Regions from separate parts of the Homo sapiens genome. Here region 1 is linked to region 2. A link is an interaction called in ENCODE POLR2A ChIA-PET data of the cell type or tissue named here. Cell type or tissue: Caco-2. All regions are shown on one strand. Each heading gives the region's core, and the rest is flanking DNA. Links, peaks and the distances in the headings are about the cores only.

The links. ChIA-PET counts read pairs that join two places held together with the same protein. Peaks named below come from ENCODE experiments on the same cell type or tissue, not always from the same donor. Only the 100,000 strongest peaks of a DNase experiment are listed, where the experiment ranks them.
Region 1: POLR2A ChIA-PET joins it to region 2 with 6 read pairs; 1 of 35 experiments calls an interaction of 5 or more read pairs at or near these places.

Annotation. Positions count from the first base shown.
Region 1 is chr1:113,233,418-113,249,303 of GRCh38, forward strand. No RefSeq gene overlaps it. Among named protein-coding and RNA genes, the nearest start is that of MAGI3, 150 kb to the right of the region's middle. In Caco-2, for the core only: no CTCF peak of the experiment used is centred there; a DNase peak (open chromatin) is centred at 9,244.
Region 2 is chr1:112,696,501-112,700,608 of GRCh38, forward strand. MOV10 (Mov10 RNA helicase) reads left to right here. Exons shown (of 21, transcript NM_001321324.2): 13 at 1-34; 14 at 130-346; 15 at 1,494-1,611; 16 at 1,787-1,978; 17 at 2,215-2,289; 18 at 3,185-3,310; 19 at 3,394-3,482; 20 at 3,719-3,840; 21 at 3,916-4,108. The coding sequence ends at 4,007. Among named protein-coding and RNA genes, the nearest start is that of RHOC, 8.6 kb to the right of the region's middle. RefSeq lists enhancers at 2,487-2,781, 3,784-4,108. In Caco-2, for the core only: no CTCF peak of the experiment used is centred there; DNase peaks (open chromatin) are centred at 2,271, 2,631 and 4,101.

The DNA.
Region 1 (15,886 bases), core at 8,135-10,634, 540 kb after region 2:
TTTAAAATGTTTGTTTTGAAATAATTATAGATTCGCGGGAAGTTGCAAAGATGGTACAGAGAGGTCCCATGTATCTTTACCCCAGTGGTTACATCTTACATACCTAAAAAAAACACCAAGCAGGAAACTGACACTGGTACAATGTGTGCATAGTTCTATGCCATTTTATCACATGTGTAGATCCATGTGACCACGACCATCAAGGCAGAACCATTCCATCACCACAAAGATGTCCCTTGTGCTGCTCCCTTATAGTCACACACTCGTCTCCACCATCTCCAATGTTACCCTGGCAACCACTAATCTGTTCTTCATCTCTCTAATTTTGTCATTTCAAGAATGTTATATAAATGGATTCATAAATAACGTGGCCCTTTGAGATTTTTTTTTTGAGATGGAGTTTCACTCTTGTTGCCTATGCTGGAGTGCAATGGCACGATCTTGGCTCACCGCAACCTCTGCCTCTCGGGTTCAAGTGATTCTCCTGCCTCAGCCTCCCGAGTAGCTAAGATTACAGGCATGTGCCACCATGCCCAGACAGTTTTGTATTTTTATAGAGATGGGTTTTCTCCATGTTGGTCAGGCTGGTCTTGAACTCCCAACCTCAGGTGATCTGCCCACCTCGGCCTCCCAAAGTGCTGGGATTACAGGCATGAGCCAATGTGCCCAGCCTGAGATTTTTTTTTTTCACTCAGCACAATGCCATTGAGATCTACCTAGCTGTTGCTTACATCGAGTTTCTTCCTTTTTATTGTTGAGTGATATTCCAACTAAATATTCTTTTAAACAAAAATTGCAATACAACACATGGCCAACCATAACCAGAATCTAGTCATAGCTCTAATAATGATAGCAGTTAACAATTCTTGAGTACTTAAGATTTGCCAGACACTGTGCTTGGTGCTTTCCCTACCCTATCTCATTCAATCCCCACCACCACAACTTTCATTATCTCATTTTTTTGATAAGGAAGCTGAGGCTCACAGAGGTTAAGTACTTTCTCAGGGTTAAGCAGCTACCAGGTTGATCCTGATCCACTGTCTAAGCTCTTAACAAGCGCATGTGCTGAGGAAACAGGACACCATTTTATTTGTTTTATTCGTAGGCCTCAAAGGGAGAAAAGCCATAGGCTGAGTCCCTCATGAATGTCGTCTCCCTACAGGCCACACTAGCTGTCCAACCTCTTTTAAAGAAAGGCTGAAGAGCACAGACTCTTGCTAAATACTCAGAAACTCAACTGCTGGTGTTAAGCCACTCAAATAAGATTTACCTTTAAAACGGAATTAGACTTACAACTGGCTTCTTGTTTTTATAACTTCTACCAGAGACTCCAGTATCTTCCACTCAGTGGAGACCATTAAGAGAATGTAAGTGACAATATAAAGATTTAATATGCACAGAAATACAGAAATCAAACTGAGAGCCAATTTTGAGATGAATGCCTTTAGGCCCTAAATATGCCTGTGTGATTTTTATAAAGCCTTATAAAATTATGTTCGTTGTAAATGAGCAACCAACTGTTCTGACAATAGGGTTAAATTAATTTACTGACTTGCCAAAACCAGAGGAAGAGTAAATATGTAGCTAATAGGAGTTTCCAAAGAAAGGACATCTTGGACCAGAGCTGTTGCTCAAAGGGCACCACTGAATCCTTTCTGTGTCCAACACTCTTCCCTGGGAGGACGGGACTGCCCAGGCCTCCACAGGCCTCTGGCACTTGCCTTGCTGTGACTCCCATGGCTGACTCCTGTGGGTCTTCCCGGAGCCCTCTCTGCAGAGCAGATTGTTGATTACTGTCATAAGCATCAGATAAAAGCTCTATGCAGAGGGATGACTCTCTTTTTTGGGAACAGCTAAACTGATGGCTGCAATAAGCCTGTGGTAATGACAAATGATAAAAAGCCAAACCTTGCTCAGCATCCTTGTGATGTTTTCTCTGGGCGCTGGTTGAAAAATCCTCACTCTAACAATGAAAATAAGGATGCCAGTTCACTTCCATGAAAGGCTTACGTGTCAGGCCCCTGACTTGTGTTATTTCCTTTAATCTTTATAACAATTCGAAGTTGGGTCATATGATCATTCCCACTGTATAAATGGGAAAACAAATTCAGAAGGATTGGATGATTTGCCCATAGTCACACAGCCAGCTGATGGTGCTCCTGGGATCAGCCGGGCAGGCTGACTTTCCTACATGAACTTCAGGGTCACCAAAGAGCTGACAAAAGAAGTTTCCCTTCATAGGAGTATTGCAGCTAGTACATGAAGGAGGAATGATATCACCATTTTGCAACTCCCTACTGAAAGAGTGGAAACAATCATTAAGCAATGATCATGAATAGTTTTTAACATTATAAAAGTAGACCCTGAACCAGATCAAACATTTAGATCTGATTACCAAAGTACAGGAAATAAAAAGGACAGAATAACATGGTAAAGAAACTATGGGATGCAATGAGCAAAATCCAAATTCTATTTGGATTTTGGAAAATCCTATATGTGGAAAAATCTATAGGGCAAACAGTCCAGTTTCTTCAACAGAAAAATGTCAGGAAAAAGAGAAAAAGGGAAGGAGAATCTATAAGTTGAAAGACACTTTAGAGACATATTAAGCAGTAGCAACGTATGAACTTCATTTAGAACCTGAATGAAACAAATAAACTATTTTTAAAAGCTATTTATTATCAGACAATTGGGGATGTGTGAACACTGATTAGGTATTTGATGCTATTAAAGAGTTGTATTGGGGGAGTGTGGTTGGGTAAATTGAGGTTCTGATTTTATAGATGGAGTCTTGCAGAGACACACAATGAAATTCTAACTGCTGAAACGATGACTGGGATTTACTTTACAATCCTCTGGGAGCAGGGAAGTTGGGGGTAGGGGATGTCTAGTGCAATTGAGATAGGCTACAAGTTGATCATTGTCGGAGCTTAGAGATGGATACGTAGGCCTTCATTGTACTATTTTCTCTGCTTTTATGAATGTTTGGAGTTTTCCATGATGCATTTTTTTAAAGGACTCTCAGAAAGAGCAGCTATAATGAAAGAAGAGGGGAAAACCCAGGCAAGTGTCATATCCCGGGATGCAAGGAAAGAAATGCCTCTAGAAGGAGGGTGTGGCCAGGTGGATCAGATGCTGCTGATGGGTCAGGTGCCCAGCACTGAGCCTGTCACCCAGTGTCTCCAGGGAGGGACCCACATCCCTCTGGCCTCTCTCACTTCAGGGTGTGCTCCCTGCCGCCCAGGAAATGCTCCTGGGCCAGGGATCCCCTTGGTCTCCTCACTGAGTGTCCCAGCTTCATCCTTGGTTACTCTGGAACATTAGCAATTTTGCAAGCAGGAGTCAGAGCCTCTGAGGCAGGTGGGGAGGTTATTCTGCTTCCCTTTCTAATTTATGCTGTGCCAGGGTTCAGTTTTAAAAGATTTGTTGACACAGCGTTCAAGGGGGAGTTAGTGAAGCTACCAGCACGATGCAAATTTAGCTTCCAGAATCTAGACCAAAGGTTACTGACTTGTTAATTATGATCTCATGGAAACTTCTTGTTTCACAAAGATCACCTCAATCATTTTTTAGGTTTTGGTAGTGATTTGGTTTTGCCATAAGAATGAAGGAAGTTTTCTGGGGAAGATATTAACTTCTCAGGCCACAGTTTGTCAACTCTAGTTGTACCCTTAAATGATCTCTTGCTCTCCCTGTCCCTCTGCCCACCTTTGTCTCACCCATTCCACATCCTCCTCTCTTTCCCCTTCCCCTTTTATCTCTCTCCCCTAACTACCTACTGTAGGCAGAGAATATTGTGTCTGGAAGTTATTGGTTTTCGGCCCCCTCTGCCTGGCTCCTCTGGGTGAGCCGGGGCGGCAGCCTCCCAGCATGGGCTTTCTGTATTCTAGGTACTGCCTGAAGAACCCGGCCCTGGATACCCAGCATGATGTGTGACTCACCTCTCCTAGCCATCAGCCTTGCTACTTGTTTTTGTTTATCATCTTCCCCAACCCTTCGGATTTGATACATTCTCTTTTGTTGCCCATGATAACAAAGGCCTGGCTTCCTTTCAGACTGGCCTGCCTCCGCCTCTCTGTTCCAGCAATTATGCCTTTGGAACCTGGGCCATCAGCTGGATGGATGGCAGCTCCATCTGCCTCTTCCCAGCCTTAGGTATGAGGCCAGGACAATTGCTGAGAAATCCCTGGAGGCCAGAGATTTTTGAGTGATGTGTGGTGCATAGGGAAGGTGTGTGTTCACCATTTTCTGACCTTAGGTGGAGTCCCTGATGGTGTGAAACAGTGTTCAGAAGTCCTCCAGTGGGCCTCACTCACCTCTGTAGTGGAAACAAGGCATCAGTGGAGCTGCATTCTCCAGAGCCATCAAGAATGGATAAGAAATGGGTCTTGGTCTCTTGTTTGGCTAATTTCTGTTACTGTCTGCCCCTAGCTCCCATGGGAGCACCTGTCTAGCTGTGCCTCTTCATCAGGCTGTTGTAGGACCTCACAGGAATGATTCCATCCCGTTCCCCAGAATGATCTCACACACACACACACACACATATGCACATACACACATACACACACACATACACACACACACGTAATGGGAAGTTGTATGCCTGTTGTAATTGCTTAATTAAAAAGGAAATTTAGCAGGACTCAAGGGCTTTCTTCTGATTGTTTTACATTTTCATTGAGTGGATTCTTCATCTTTGCTTCTGTGTTGTTGGATTGATTATTGAAGCTATAATAGGATGTGGGTCCTGTATTTCACCATCACTATCAGCTATTGTCTTTTTTCTCATGCACACTTATCTTTTGTGTTAATTGCGAGTCTAAGTGTCTTCATTTCAATATCCATTATTTCTCCTGTATAGTTAAATTGCTGGTGTTTTTTTTGCTTTCATAGGGTCCAGAAAATATAGGAAGTTAACACTAACAACTCAGCTCTCAAAAAGTTCGTTTTTATAGTTAGCTTCTTTCCCGTGGGGGACACAGAGACTCACTCAAGTTGCCTCAAGAAAAATGGTGTCTAGAGTGAAGATGCACATGGACAAATCTCAGCATCCTCTCCTCTCCATGTCCGCCTCTGCCTCAGAGCATTGCTGCCTGTCTCTGTGCGTTTGCTTCCTTCTCTTTCTTCTACCAGCTTTCTTAGAGAGTCTACTTCTTCAGCACTTCAGATGGCCCATACTACATCGTGTCCTCGTGGGATACAATTCAATTCTACTTGTGGACATTCTCTTTCAAAACCACCCCTAACCACTTTGCCTTGTTTCCCAATTCACATTCTCCATAGTTAGGATCTGCTAAGTGCAGCTTGTCTTTTTATCACGGTCACTGGCCAGTCTGGTTGGCCTGGGGTCAGATGCTGCACTCATTCTACCACACATAGTGTGTGTGATGTGGGGAGATTGTGGTTAAACAGGGCAAAACATGGCCACCAAAGAAGCAGGGGCTGTGGTAGCTAGACAGTTTCCCTCCAAGGGGGTTGTGGGCAGGCAGGTACCAATGGATATTGCTAGTGCACTGGTTAACTAACAATCTCATTAACTATTGGCCCAGAGAATGAGAAGGTTAAAATGGATGTTATAAATTCCATTCACAAAAACCCATGTTTCCTTCTCACAAGAAATCCTCTCAGCCATTTGATGAGTATTTACTCTTTTTTCAGGCAAAATATGCCTAAATATCTGAGTTTCACGCCCACCACAGATTTTAAGTAGCAAAAGTAAGGGGGCAAAGAAGGACTAATACAGACAGACACTAATAGCATTGAGAGTCAATAACTGAGAGGCTGACAGCATGGCAGAAAATCTATGAGGAGCAGACACAAGAACTCAAATAGCACAGTAGTCTGGGACCACTTAAAATGTAGGTTAAAAACAGCCCTCTGTACTTCAACAGTCCCCAAAGGCATTGCTGTCTTACAGCCTCGTTAACTGTAGCTAATGTTCATGTTGGTGAACCTTGAGTATATAAGGAAAGGCTAGAGGCTAACTTATGTTTAGAATATCCAGCTTAAGAAGGCAAACAAATTACATAATACACTTAAGAAAAATTTCCATGCACATTTAAAAATTGGTGTTTAAATGAGTAAAACCTAAGCTCTCCAAAGCAAGTCATTTGCTAAGTGTTCCAGAATAGCCACAGTCATAACCACGTGCTCTGAGTTTTAATGTTGGCTATCAGGAACCAGGGTGGTAAAATGTCCTTGCTCCTTCAAGCCGCCCAGGGAAGATTACCCTATTAAATCTCCCAAACTTCTCTCAGGAGACAGAGAGGCATGGCAGTTGAGAGCATGTGCTCTGCAGTCAAGTCAGTCTGGGTTTGAATCCTGGGATCCTGAGCAGTCTCTTGACAGGCCTAAGCCTTCATTTCCACATGAGGAAAATGGACACAATAATATGTATCATACAGAGTTGTGAGAACTTACTGTCCATAGATTTTTTTTTACCTTATTTGGAATTTTTAATTTTTATGTAGTCTTCTAAATAAACAAGACAATGTAATCCACTTGCTTTGAATTTATATGGTTCTCAATTATTATTTTTTTCCTATGGGGCAGTGGCTCCTAGTAGGAAAAGACTAAAATAACACCTCAGCTTGAATCAGTTTATTGGATTAGCCAAGGAGTCAAGCAGTTTTTCTAGAAGGGTGGAATAGAGAAGTCCTAGAAGGGACTGGGGAGGAAAAGGATGGCTTCAGTGTCTACACATGAAGACAAAGGATTGTTTGCAGGGAAAGGAGATGCGAGGAGAGTGGGGTGTTTGAAAGGGAGAAGGGGCCACAGGACAGCAAGCAGAGAGGTGCAGAGGATAATTGTAGTTACCTCTACAACATTCTCAGGATTATTCCTTGGTGAACTATGATTTTAAAATGTTCTCAAAAGGACAATTAGAGAATTTCAGTCACTGTGACTTTTTCTTTCTCTCTCCACCCCACCCCTTTTCTATAGGTAATTTGCTTGAAAGCTGAAAAGGCCACCATGAAAGAATAAGATAGATGAGCGTGAGGTCTGCAGAATCCTTGCAATCTTGGGTTAAAAACTGTCTCAGTCATGTGGTCCGCCTGCCTGCCCAGGAATTCAATCACCTCAGTCATTTTCTTCAAGTAACCGTTATTACATTCCTTTTAAAAATAAACAACTTTAGGCTTCCCAGAATCCCTGATAGATGAGAGAGGAAATTTAGCTGTCAGTTGTAGGTGAAGACATCAAATTCATAAACAGAAAATTGAAAAAGAGAGGGCATATTCACTTCATGCTCTTCCCTAGACCTGTTAAAATAATGTGCATTGAACAAACATCAAAAATAATATGGCTGGGCGCAGTGGCTCACTCCTGTAATCCCAGTACTTTGGGAGGCCAAGGCAGATCATGAGGTCAAGAGATGGAGACCGTCCTGACCAACATGGTGAAACCCCGTCTCTACTAAAAATACAAAAATTAGCTGGGCATGGTGGCACGCAACCTGTAGTCCCAGCTCTTCGGGAGACTGAGGCAGAGAATTGCTTGAACCCAGGAGGCAGAGGTTGCAGTGAGCCGAGACCACGCCATTGCACTCCAGCCTGGGTGACAGAGTGAGACTCCATCTCAATAATAATAATAATAATAATAATAATAATAATACATGTACCATTGTGCCCTTTCACTCTGTGTTCACCTCATCAAAGCAAAAGCAAAGACCCTGCCTCTGAACTATCCCACAAAGCTGGCAATCTTCAATCACTGACTAGACTATGGGTTCATCTCATCATATTTACCTTTTTGTTTTTTTAGAGATTCTTCCCTGGTTTTTTTTTTTAGGGGTTAAATATTTTTCTTATGTACCAGGGATTTGGGTTTATTTGTTTTTAATAAAAGTGGTTCTTGGCATCTACAGATTGCTATTGTTGTTTTATGGCCAAATTCTCAAAAACCATGATAAAAGCATGTCCACAATGTTCATGTACGAAGCTAATATAACAAAATTTTTGCAAACAGTTCTGCAAAGCCATACATTCTTTTGTGTGCACCTGATTAAACAATAGTTAAATCCTTCTGTCTGGGGATGAGCCAGTGAAAACCAGCCTCAATTCTTACAAAGAACACTGGGGATGGCAAAGTGATTTCAAATTGTGTGCCAGCCCTGATCACTTGGTTTTCGTGTTTTGCTGGGAGCTTTATTGAGAAGCATTTTAAGGCTGGATTCCTGCTCATTAGGAAAAGTTCTATGATGAGTGATGTCTGCCTTAGGTGCAGAGTAGGAGAGTCATGCATGTTTGCCACTTACTTACGATTTTGACAGAAGATCTTTGACATTGAAAAATTTAGACTTTGTGGTTTTGACCACTTTTCAGCTGTCCTGAAAGTCCATGATGTATGGGCACAGGGAGAGGAACATCACACACCGGGGCCTGTCGGGGAGTGGGGGGGCTAGGGGAGGGATAGTATTAGGAGAAATACCTAATGTAGATGACAGGTTGATGGGTGCAGCAAACCACCATGGCACATGTATACCTATGTAACAAACCTGCATGTTCTGCACATGTATTCCAGAACTTAAAGTATAATAAAAAAAATTTAAAGTAAAAAAAAAAATGAAAGTCCATGATGTATAGTAATTTGGAAGTTTTATTGCAGATAAATGTTTATTTATATACATATAACATATATATATAACATATGTATATGTTATATATTAACATATATAATATATATAACAGGTAAATGTGATAGGTATATATATATATATATTTGAGGGAGAGTTCCTATTCCATGTATATCTTGATGCATAAGGATTACTCCAAATTGTGTTGCTTAAAACAATAACATTTTTAAAAATTTATTTATTTTATTATACTTTAAGTCCTGGGATACACGTGCAGAATGTGCAGGTTTGTTACATAGGTATACACGTGCCATGGTGGTTTGCTGCACCCATCAACCTGTCATCTACATTAGGTATTTCTCCTAATGCCAATAATTTTATTATACTTACAGATTCTGTAGCTCAGAAATTTGGAAAGAGCAAGGTGAGGACAGCTTCTCTTTGCTCCACAAAGTCTGGGGCCTTTGTTAAAAAGACTGAAAGGCTGCAGGTAACCCAATGGCTGAGGGCAGAGCCATCTAAAAGCTTGTCACTACTCACATGTCTGGCAATTAACGCTGAAGACCTAACAGTGGGACTTCAACGCCCCACCGGGGACTTTGGCCAGAACACCTACATGCAGCTGCTTGTGCTTCCCGATGTTCCAAGAAAACCATAAGGAAGAGGAAGCTATATGCCTTTTGTGACCTTGCCTCAGAAGTCACATAGTGTGCCATGGTCATAAAAACCTCCCAGATTCAACTGGAGGGAGGAACATAGGCCCCACCCTTCAATGGGAGGAATGCCAAAGTCACATTCTGTAAGAAGAGCGTGGAGGAGGAGGATATTGATGCAGCCACTTTCAGAAAATATAACCTGCCACAGTCATTGGGTGAATGAGCCAGTCATTTCATTTCAATACACTTTGTAGTTTTTTCTGTTCCCACAACAATTACTTGCCTAGAGTAATAAAAACTTGATTTTCGTGTGAAAAATGGTTAACAATAAGAAATCAAAATCAAACTTCAAGGAAAAGTTCAAAATTCTTAAATTACGGTATGAAAACCTGTATAGTAAACCACTGATGAGGAAATAAAATTCAGAAGAAAGTCATTTGCCTTTATATTCATTTTAATCTTTGCAAATATGAGGTTTTGCTAATGGTTTGTCTCCCTAGATAACATCATAATGGTGACAAACCAGACATATCCATCTAACTTAGGGTTTCTCAACCCTGACACTATGATTCTTTGTTGTCTGGGGCTGTCCTATGTTATTGCAGGACATTTAGCAGCATCTCTGGTTTGTATCCCTTCCCCCAATCGTGGAAACTGAAAATGTCTTCAAACATCGCCAAATGTCCCCTGGGGTGCAAAATCTTCTTCAGCTGAGAATTGCTGCTATATGAGGCTGCAAATATATTCTCCAAAATTTGTTTCCTAAGACACTCTTAAGAGGTTTGCATAATATGTTTTTTTGAAAGTTTGCATTGCCTGATGCTATAGGAACCTCTATAGTTCATAATCATTTAACATGTGGCGTTCATTCAATATACTAAGTCTCTAGTAAACTGAGTCTTTTTCCTGTTAACAACATTCATTCTGAGGGGCAGAAGCTCCTCCTCTACTGATAAGACTAGAGGATTAAGTCAGGCAGAATAATTTAAGTGAAAGAATAATGAGGATATTAATGTCTTGGCTCATCCTACCTGAGAATGCGTGGGTGTGCCGTTGGGGGGAGTTGCAGCTGCACATACTCTTCCCCATCACCCACCCATCACAACCTACCCCTCCCACTTTCCAGAGAGAAGGTGTGAGTGGAAATAAAAAGCAGTGTGGTGATCACTTTATTTCTTGCATTCACAATTTGCTAGGGGCTGAGAGTGAACACTGAGAAGGTGTGAAAACAAGGAACAATTTCTGCACTGGGGTGTTACAACATTTAAGCTACAAGGTGCAGGGTAGAGTGCAGAATCACTGCATGCACCTTAGGTGGAAACCAAACCCTTTCCTGTAGACTCATGGGTATTTGAACTTGTTTGAATTTCAGGATTGAGTGGCAATAGGGATGGTATGTATAGGCGGTTCTCAGTTTATAGATAAGTGGATTCTGAAATCCACTGTTGAAATCAGCAGTGCATTTTGCATAGGAAAATAATGTTATAATATGCTAGTTATGCCCCTAGACCAGTTGAGAAAAATCCTACTTAACTCCTTTGGTGCAGTGCCATGGTTCTAAAGAACATAATCACCATGTCTAACGGTGCTTCTCAGGACAGTTGCATTCAGATTTCTAACATGGGATGCCAGAAGTTTGAGACAGAACCTGCTGACTGGCCTGCAGCCCATACTCATTGCAGCCAGTGCTCATGGCAGGCCAGTGCTCCCTGCAGGCCAGTCAGCAGGCGTTCTTTCCAACTTCTCTTTAATTCAGTAAGGTTTACCTGAAAAAAATAATGTGCCAGGCAGGCTATAGGTGTTGGGGGTTAAAAAAGAGGTATTCCTGTTTTTAAGAGGCTGAACTGCCAGCCTGTGCCATTCTTCCCTCTTGTACACATCGTGTACACATCAGGAGAAAACAAACTCCCTTTCAAACCTGGAAGTGACCTTCAAGACAGCCTGAAAGGTTGGAGCTCTTACAGGAGGAGGTAGTGAGGGAGATGGATCTGGGGACTTCTGCTTTTATTTTCTGTCGTTTGTCAGGGCCTTTGACTAGTGTTCCTGTCCTTCCTAATAACCAGCTACTGCAGAACAGAAGGTAACTTCACAGTTTCTCCCACTCCTCTAGTTCCTGAAAAATACAAATATTTGTGGAAAGCTGTTTTACCAACACAGGGATGGGGTGGATTTTGATCCTCATTGTCTCCATTCCCTGCTGACTACTGAGAATAAGCAAGAGGTGGCCTAAGGTTCAGGAAAGTGTCATTGCAAAGCCGATGCCAAGTTTTTAGGCATTGTAGTGTGGAAATTCCCTTTTGTAATGGTACTCTTCAAGTACACTACCAGGTAAGCTATTTCAAAGGTCACAGAAGGGAAAGACTCATAGGTCAAATTAAGATGCTTCAATAACAGGGTTTATTAAATCCATTTAAAACTTACAGCAAGAAGCAAGAGGAAAGAAATGAGATGTTAACACTCAGGGTAGGGTGCACGTGGGTAGAAGGAGCACACTATCTCATTCCTGGGTTATGCGATGCTTCTGCCTTCTGTCTCTTTTGCAGTGACAACAGCCTTGCCTTATGATGGGGAGGTTAGAGAACTACAGTTGAGGGAGGCTAGTGATAGTTAATCACATGTGCCAACTTGGTTAGGCCACAGTACCCAGATAGCTACTTAAATATCATCCAATATATTTCTGTGAAGGTATTTTTGGATGGGATTAAGATTTAAATCAGTAGACTTTGAGTGAAGCAGTTTGCCTTCTATACTGTGGGTAGGCCTCATCCATTCGATGGAACGGAGTCCAAAGTCAGTCATTCAGGTAGAATTCCCTGTCTCTCAAGGGAGCTTTGTCAGCAGACTGACTTTGGATTCTTCCCTGGGTCTCCAGCCTGCTGGCCTACCCTCCAGATTTTAGGCTCGCACAAAGCCTCCCCAATCATGTGAGCTGATTCCTTAAAGTCCCTCTCTCCCTCTCTCTTTCTCCACATTCTGTGGATTTCTCTCTGGTGTCACAATTCCCCCATTTAGGTAGGTCTGACATCAAGTACCCTTTGTGCAGTCATGGTGGTAGGGTGGAGAATTAAGGAACAGGACAGAAAGGGAAGGGCAGCCTGCCTCCCATCACCCACTGGACTGGGAGAGGGAGAGATATCCTCTCAAGGTGTCTCTGCCTAGGAGATCTAGGCACAGATGTGGGCAGAGCCATGAGCGGCAGAAGAGGCACCTGCCAGGTGGATGATTCGGGGGCCATCCCTGGGATAAAGGGAGACAAATGTCCTCATTCTCAAAAATAACAAACCTGACTATCTTAATAACACATTTTGAGTTTCTCCTGAAGCTAGTTTTCTTCCTTTTTGCTTCCACCTCTGCTATGGTTTGAATGTGTCCCTCAAAGTTCATGTGTTGGAAATTTAATCCCCAATGCAATCGTGTTTGGAGGCGGAGCCTAGTAAGAGGTGATTAGTCATGAGGGCTCTAGACTTCACGAATGGATTAATGTTCTTGTCACAGGAGTAGGTTAGTAATCAGAAAAGTAGGGTGGTTATAAAGTGAGTTTGGCCCCCCTTCCTATCTTGCTCTCAAGCGCTCTCTTGTTCTTCTGCCTTCTGCCATGGGACGATGCAGCACAAAGGTCCTTATCAGATGCCAACTCCATGCTCTTGGACTTCCCAGCCTCAGAACTAAATACATTTCTGTTCATTATAATTTACCCAGTCTGTGGTATTCTGTTATAGTGGCAAAAAATAGACCAGACTAAGACAACCTCCTAGAACCTGTAAGAAAAAGGAAAAAACACACAAAGCTAATAGTAGTTGGTCTTAGACTATACAGAGAGCTAGACTGAGATTCATCTGAATATTTGAGGAAAGTTCAAACTCAATGAGGCGTCAAGGCATTTTTGGCACAGAAACAAGATGAGGCCTCACCTTGGTGGCCTTCCCCTCCCCCCTTGCTGTCACAGGTCCTGTCTCAGGTGACCCAGGCCCTACTAGTTCCCTCCCCTCTGCTGGAGTGGAACCCTATGCTGGTTTCCTTTATCACATGCTGTCACTGCCTGACTCCTTAGGTGCCCCCACCACTGCACTGTAGTTTATTGAAGTCAAGAAGCAGGACTTTTGCACCACTTAGCACAATGCCTAGCACATAGTCAGCACTCAAAAGAAATTTGTTTAATGAATAAATGACCCAGCACCAGACCAATCTAGAATGAGATGAGAAGCAGGACATAAGGATGGGAGCCCCAGGCAGACTGAAAGTTAGCTGTCAGGTAAGGAACAAAGGGAAAAACATCACTGTTGGAGACCGCTGAGGCCACACAGCTGAACAGCTAGTTCCCATGAAGGTAACAGGCATATAAAGTAGGGGGCAACCTTTATTAGAAAAGAAAAATTTCTAACTCATATGCAGAGAGGCAGACAATCTTATCAAACAACCAAATGTCAGATCTCAAATATTTACACACTATCTTGCCATGGAACATGTTTTTCCACCAGGGAAACTGGTGAAACTCCGTTCTACCATGTGCTGTTGCCAGAGCAATATTCCCAAAATGTGCTCAAGAGCCTTCCATGCAGTATTTGCTTACTGTAGGTGGTCACAACATTTTTGAGAATCTGATGAAAGCTATGGTCTTCCTAGAAAAACATACCCAAATTTGCATTCAATTATAGGGGGCAGTGGTTTAGCCCACCCCCGCTCTGGTGGTCTCCCATTTCCTCAAATAAAATCTATCCCTTGCTCCTCTGCCTCTTCCCCACCTGGCTTTGGAGTGACACTGTCCCAGCCATTCTGCTCTTTTTCCCACGCCCCAAACACACCTTGTGGCTTTCCCACATTTGAACTTGGAGTCAAAGATCCTAAAGTTCTTTTAAGGTGCCCTGGGGACAGGAGCTGGGCCCCCACAGTCCACTCATGGCCAGGGCAACAAAAATTAAGGGAACAGCCATAACCTGTTCTGTAGCACAGTCCTGGCTGGCCCCACCCATCTTTCTGTGACTCTAGGCAGTGCAGGCTTCAGACTTGGTGTGGTCTCTTGGCCTCTCTGACTGAGATCTATCCCTAGACTTGCAAATCCTGTTGCTCCCAGCGACTCCCTAATGGCTCAGACTCCTGGAAATTCCTGATACAAAGCCTGCCAGATCTGACCCCAGGAGAGTGCTCACCCTTTCTACCTACTCATTCAATAATCAATCAATCCAGCATCCATGCTGTGTCATGGAGTGCTCCAGAAAGTTGTGGGAGTATAGCTAGACCCAGTTCCTGCCTCAGGAGCTCCGTCTTAGAAGGGCGGCAGCTACATGCAGAAATGCCTCCACAGGGAAGTCACAGAGAAACAATCACCCCTGGTGTTAGCAGGAAGGAGGTGACTGCTAAGATGAGGCCTGAGGAACAAGGCCTGACATGTTCCAGGAAAAAGAAAAGTCTGAGTAAAACATTCAAGGCCAGAAGAAAGAGAGGATGGTGTGGGAACTGCAAGCTTTTTAGGATGTGTGGACTCTGGAGTCCCTGGAGGGAGTGATGAGGCTCGGCAGATCCAGAGGGCCAGGGAGATGAGGGGCCCTTGTGAGCAGGGTTAAAGAGACCCCACTCTACCCTGAGGGTGGGGGAAGCCATGGAAGCGGGGGCTGGATCAAATGGTCTCTCTCAGGCCTGGGCAGCTCTCTCGCTCCAGTTGCCCTGGACTTGTTAATGCTGCCACCTCCTACTCTATCCCTTAGGGCTTTTTTGAGTCTGAGCATTACAGAACCATAAATATGACACACACTTTCATCTCATTTCTCCTTTTTGCCATTGAACTTCAACCAGCACCTCAAAAACAGCTGGTCCAAGATGGAACTCAGGGTTCCTGTGAAGCCCCTCATCCTCAGGCCTGCTCCCATGGCACTGACAATAGGACAGAGCCCTCCTTTCTCCCTCTGCCCCTGCCAACGAGGACACAAGCCCTTATGATTTCAGGGGTTGGTGTTTAGTTTTTAAACTGCTAATCCCTGAAAGGAGCCAGAAATGGATACCATAATAACCTGAGGTATGGGTGGGGCCTGTGGTGGAGTGGGAAAGTTTCCAACACCTTCCAGTACCTTCCGTTCAGTCTCTATCCTTAGTCCTGACTCCCTTGGTCATAAAAGTACTCCCTTGTGTTTTGTTCTTTCGATGGGCTTAATAAACACTGCTTATACCTCACTGTCCCCGACATTTGAGTAGTGGTTCACATACTTCTTTGACCACTAACCGTAGAAAGAAAGACATTTTATATCATGACCCAGCACACACACACATGTAAAACAAATTTCCTGAAGTAATATTGTACTTTCTACAAATGATGCCCTCTGATATTTTAGTCCAGTCTTTCCCTCCTTCCCTCCCTCCCTCCCTGCTTCTCTCCCTCCCTCCCTCCCTCCTTCCCTCCTTCCTTCATTCCTTCTTTTCTTCTTTCCTGGTCACAGCCCACCAAACTGATTTCAATATCCAAGTAATGGGGTGCAACCTACAGTTGGAAAAGCACTGCTTAGCGGAAGAACATGCAGAGACCTTCCCGAAGAGTACCTGTCTCCAGCCAAGGCAATCCAGATGAAGTCAAAAGTGTCCCCTATCTTAAAGGTTATTTTGAGTTTTGAGCTGCTTCCTGGGCCTCAGTTGACTTAGAAATGTTCCCTTTTGGTAACTGCCTTAA
Region 2 (4,108 bases), core at 1,609-4,108:
TGCATGGAGCCTGAGAGTCTGGTAGCTATAGCAGGTGAGGGACTCAGGTGGGGCTGCAGGTATACACCCTGTGTGGGTCAGAGAGGTTGCACCACTTACCTTTCTTCCCACACCTCTTCTGCTTCCCAGGGCTGATGGAAGTAAAGGAAACAGGTGATCCAGGAGGGCAGCTGGTGCTGGCAGGAGACCCTCGGCAGCTGGGGCCTGTGCTGCGTTCCCCACTGACCCAGAAGCATGGACTGGGATACTCACTGCTGGAGCGGCTGCTCACCTACAACTCCCTGTACAAGAAGGGCCCTGATGGCTATGACCCCCAGTTCATAACCAAGCTGCTCCGCAACTACAGGTATTCCCATGCCCTTGCCTCCCCTGCCATATCCTATGCTTTCACATCCTGCATGCAGACCCCACTGGAGAGTCTGGCTTGCTGTCAGTCCTGTTGCTCAGAGGTTGTGTGATGCAGAAAGACTAAACTGGAAGGCAGGAGGTTTTTCTAGCCCCAGCACTGCTGCTTGTTGTCTGCGTGACTTAGCCAGTGGTTTCACACTACACCAGTCAGCTTATCTGCATCTTAGGGGGTGGTCAGTGGTTCCTAGAGGCTAGGGTGTGTCTGGTACCAGTCCCAGATGAAGTTTTCAGGCAATCCAAGGAGAGATAAGAAAAATAGGGAGGAGGTCGGGCACAGTGGCTCATGGCTGTAATCCCAGCACTTTGGGAGGCCAAGGTAGGTCAGGCTCCCACCCCCGATCACTTGAGGTCAGGAGTTTGAGACCAGCCTGTCCAACATGGTGAAACCCCATCTCTACTAAAAATACAAAAATTAGCCAGGCATAGTGACAGGCACCTGTAATTCCAGTTACTTGGGAGGCTGAGGCAGGATAATCGCTTGTACCCGGGAGGCAGAGGTTGCAGTGAGCTGAGATCGCGCTACTGCAGTCTAGCCTGGGTGACAGAGCGAGACTCCATCTCAAAAAAAGAAAGAAAAATAGGGAAGATACAGTTTTTTCATAAACCTATTGTTATTCAAATTAAAGAGCTGTATACTTTTAGTGAATGAGTTCAGCCATCTAAAATGCTTAGATAAGTTTTATGCTGTCACTAAGAGCTCAATAAATGTTAGTTATTGTGTCATCACTGCTTATATTTTTTGATTTAACACATGGTCTCATCAAATAACGTGATAGTCAAGGAGAATTTGGTTTCGTACTGTCCTTGGTAAATTTGAAACCTGAAAATGGGCCCCTAATTATTTAGTTTTAAATGTCATGGGTCTGTGGAGTCCCTGGACTAGATGCTCTCTGGAACTATATTTGGTTCTGCTTTCTGTGGTTTACAGTGCCTGGCAGCAGATATTATGGAGGAGTGTCCTGCTATCCAGGGAGCCAGCGGGGTAGCAGGCTATTGTGTGTGGGCCCAGAGTGGGTAGAGCGGAGCCCCTGTAGGGCAGAGGGAATCTGACCCTTGGTCTTGCTTTTCCTCCTCCGGCCTCCCAGGTCTCATCCCACCATCCTGGACATTCCTAACCAGCTCTATTATGAAGGGGAGCTGCAGGCCTGTGCTGATGTCGTGGATCGAGAACGCTTCTGCCGCTGGGCGGGCCTACCTCGACAGGTGAGGCTGAGCAGGGCAGGCCCCACCCCTGTACCCTGACTTCCCTCCCACTGAAGGTGCAGCCCCTCCCTTTGTCACCTTGGCCTAGGATCTCTTACTCTCTGGAAGGGTTTGGGAAGGGAGGGAATAGAGGGAGGGTGGTCTGGCTGACGGTTTCCCCCGACCCCATGTCCAGGGCTTTCCCATCATCTTTCACGGCGTAATGGGCAAAGATGAGCGTGAAGGCAACAGCCCATCCTTCTTCAACCCTGAAGAGGCTGCCACAGTGACTTCCTACCTGAAGCTGCTCCTGGCCCCCTCCTCCAAGAAGGGCAAAGCTCGCCTGAGCCCTCGAAGTGTGGGCGTCATCTCCCCGTACCGGAAACAGGTCAGGTCCTCAGTTACCAGCAAGGGTGGGGCCCCTCCCCCAGATGGTACCTCCTTAATATCCAGACCACTAGGCAGAGGCTCCAGGAGCTTAGGCCTCTGCTGGCTCCGTATCTCAGAAGAGCACCAAGGTCAGCTGCCGCCTCCCTTTGTTCCCCAGCTCCCTGGCCTCCTGCCAGGCTCCCTCTTGCATTAGGTTAATGGCACGAGAGAAAGGCACCTGTCCCCTCCTTCCAGGTGGAGAAAATCCGTTACTGCATCACCAAACTTGACAGGGAGCTTCGAGGACTGGATGACATCAAGGACTTGAAGGTGACATGCTGTTCCACAGTCACTCCCTGCCTTCCGTGTGCCCCCACTTGCCCACTTCCAGAGACTTCCTCAAGCTTCCACTCCAGCCCACGTCCCCGTCCCACCCCTGCTGCCTTGAATAGAGCTCGAGCTCTCCCTGAGCCTCTCACTCCTGGAGATTCCAACTTAAGGGTCTGGGATGGGATCAGGAAGCCTGCATGTTTAACAAACACCTCCTGTCATTCTTAGACTGAGGCAGGTTTGAGGCCTCTGCCCTAAGGATAAAGTCCAAATTCCGTGGCCTGTCATGTGATGCTGCCACCCCCACCCCCAGTAGCCTCTCTCTTAAGGTTCTGGTCTCAACACTGGCTGCAGATAACAATCACCTGGAGAGCTTTTAATACCCCGCCCCCATGCCAGGGCCCCACCCACCAGCTCATACAGCTATCGGGGCAGAGCCAGGGCACTGGTAGTTTTTACAGCTTCTCAGGTGATTCTAATATGCAGCCAGGGTTGAAAACACTGCTCTAAGACTTACAGGCCTCTCTCTTGGAAATTCTGATCGGGGGTCCGGGTTAGGGCCCAGGGTTGTATATTCTTAACAGATACTTAGTGATTGTTTTCAGGAAAGTTTGAAAGTCACTGCTCTGAGTTCCCGTGTTCTTTGCAATGCTGTTTTCTTTCCTTAGAACACTTTGCAGGCCCCAGCCCTCAGCAGGATTCAACCTTCATGTTTCAGCTTCCACAGCCTACCTCCCATCCCCTTTCCCTGGGCCGTGTCGCAGCACTGGTTCACTCACTGATCTACAATTGCCCAGTGACCTCTCTGTACCCTCCTTGGAAGGCAAGCTCCCTGGGGTAGGGCACCCCTTTGACACCCCTGGCTGGTCTCAGGCCCTGCCTCTTTCCCCACTAGGTGGGTTCAGTAGAAGAATTCCAAGGCCAAGAACGAAGCGTCATCCTCATCTCCACCGTGCGAAGCAGCCAGAGCTTTGTGCAGCTGGATCTGGACTTTAATCTGGGTTTCCTTAAGAACCCCAAGGTTTGAGGGCTGGTCGGGGTGGCAGGAATTCTTCCATTCTCGGGGCTCTTCCCTCCCATGACCACACCACTTCTTCCTTCCAGAGGTTCAATGTAGCTGTGACCCGGGCCAAGGCCCTGCTCATCATCGTGGGGAACCCCCTTCTCCTGGGCCATGACCCTGACTGGAAAGTGTGAGCATTCCCACCCCATTCTCCCTCTTAGTGGCCACAGCCCCTGCCTAGGGCAGGTGGATCTTTTTTAAGCGCTTGCTTATCGCTCAGTTAATCCTCAGATGTGTCCATTTTCACAGCATCACTATTGTATTTATAAGTTAAATGACATCCAGAGGTTGAGCAAGTACAGCTCAGATGGGACAGGACCGTGGCTTAGCCTCCAGTCTCTGCTGGCACTCCTCTGTACCCCACAGATTCCTGGAGTTCTGTAAAGAAAACGGAGGGTATACCGGGTGTCCCTTCCCTGCCAAACTGGACCTGCAACAGGGACAGAATTTACTGCAAGGTCTGAGCAAGCTCAGCCCCTCTACCTCAGGTATGGCTGGGCCAGGGTGGGGACAGTGCCAGAGGAGGTGGTAAGGAAGACACAGTGTACTTTCTCTCTTTCCAGGGCCCCACAGCCATGACTACCTCCCCCAGGAGCGGGAGGGTGAAGGGGGCCTGTCTCTGCAAGTGGAGCCAGAGTGGAGGAATGAGCTCTGAAGACACAGCACCCAGCCTTCTCGCACCAGCCAAGCCTTAACTGCCTGCCTGACCCTGAACCAGAACCCAGCTGAACTGCCCCTCCAAGGGACAGGAAGGCT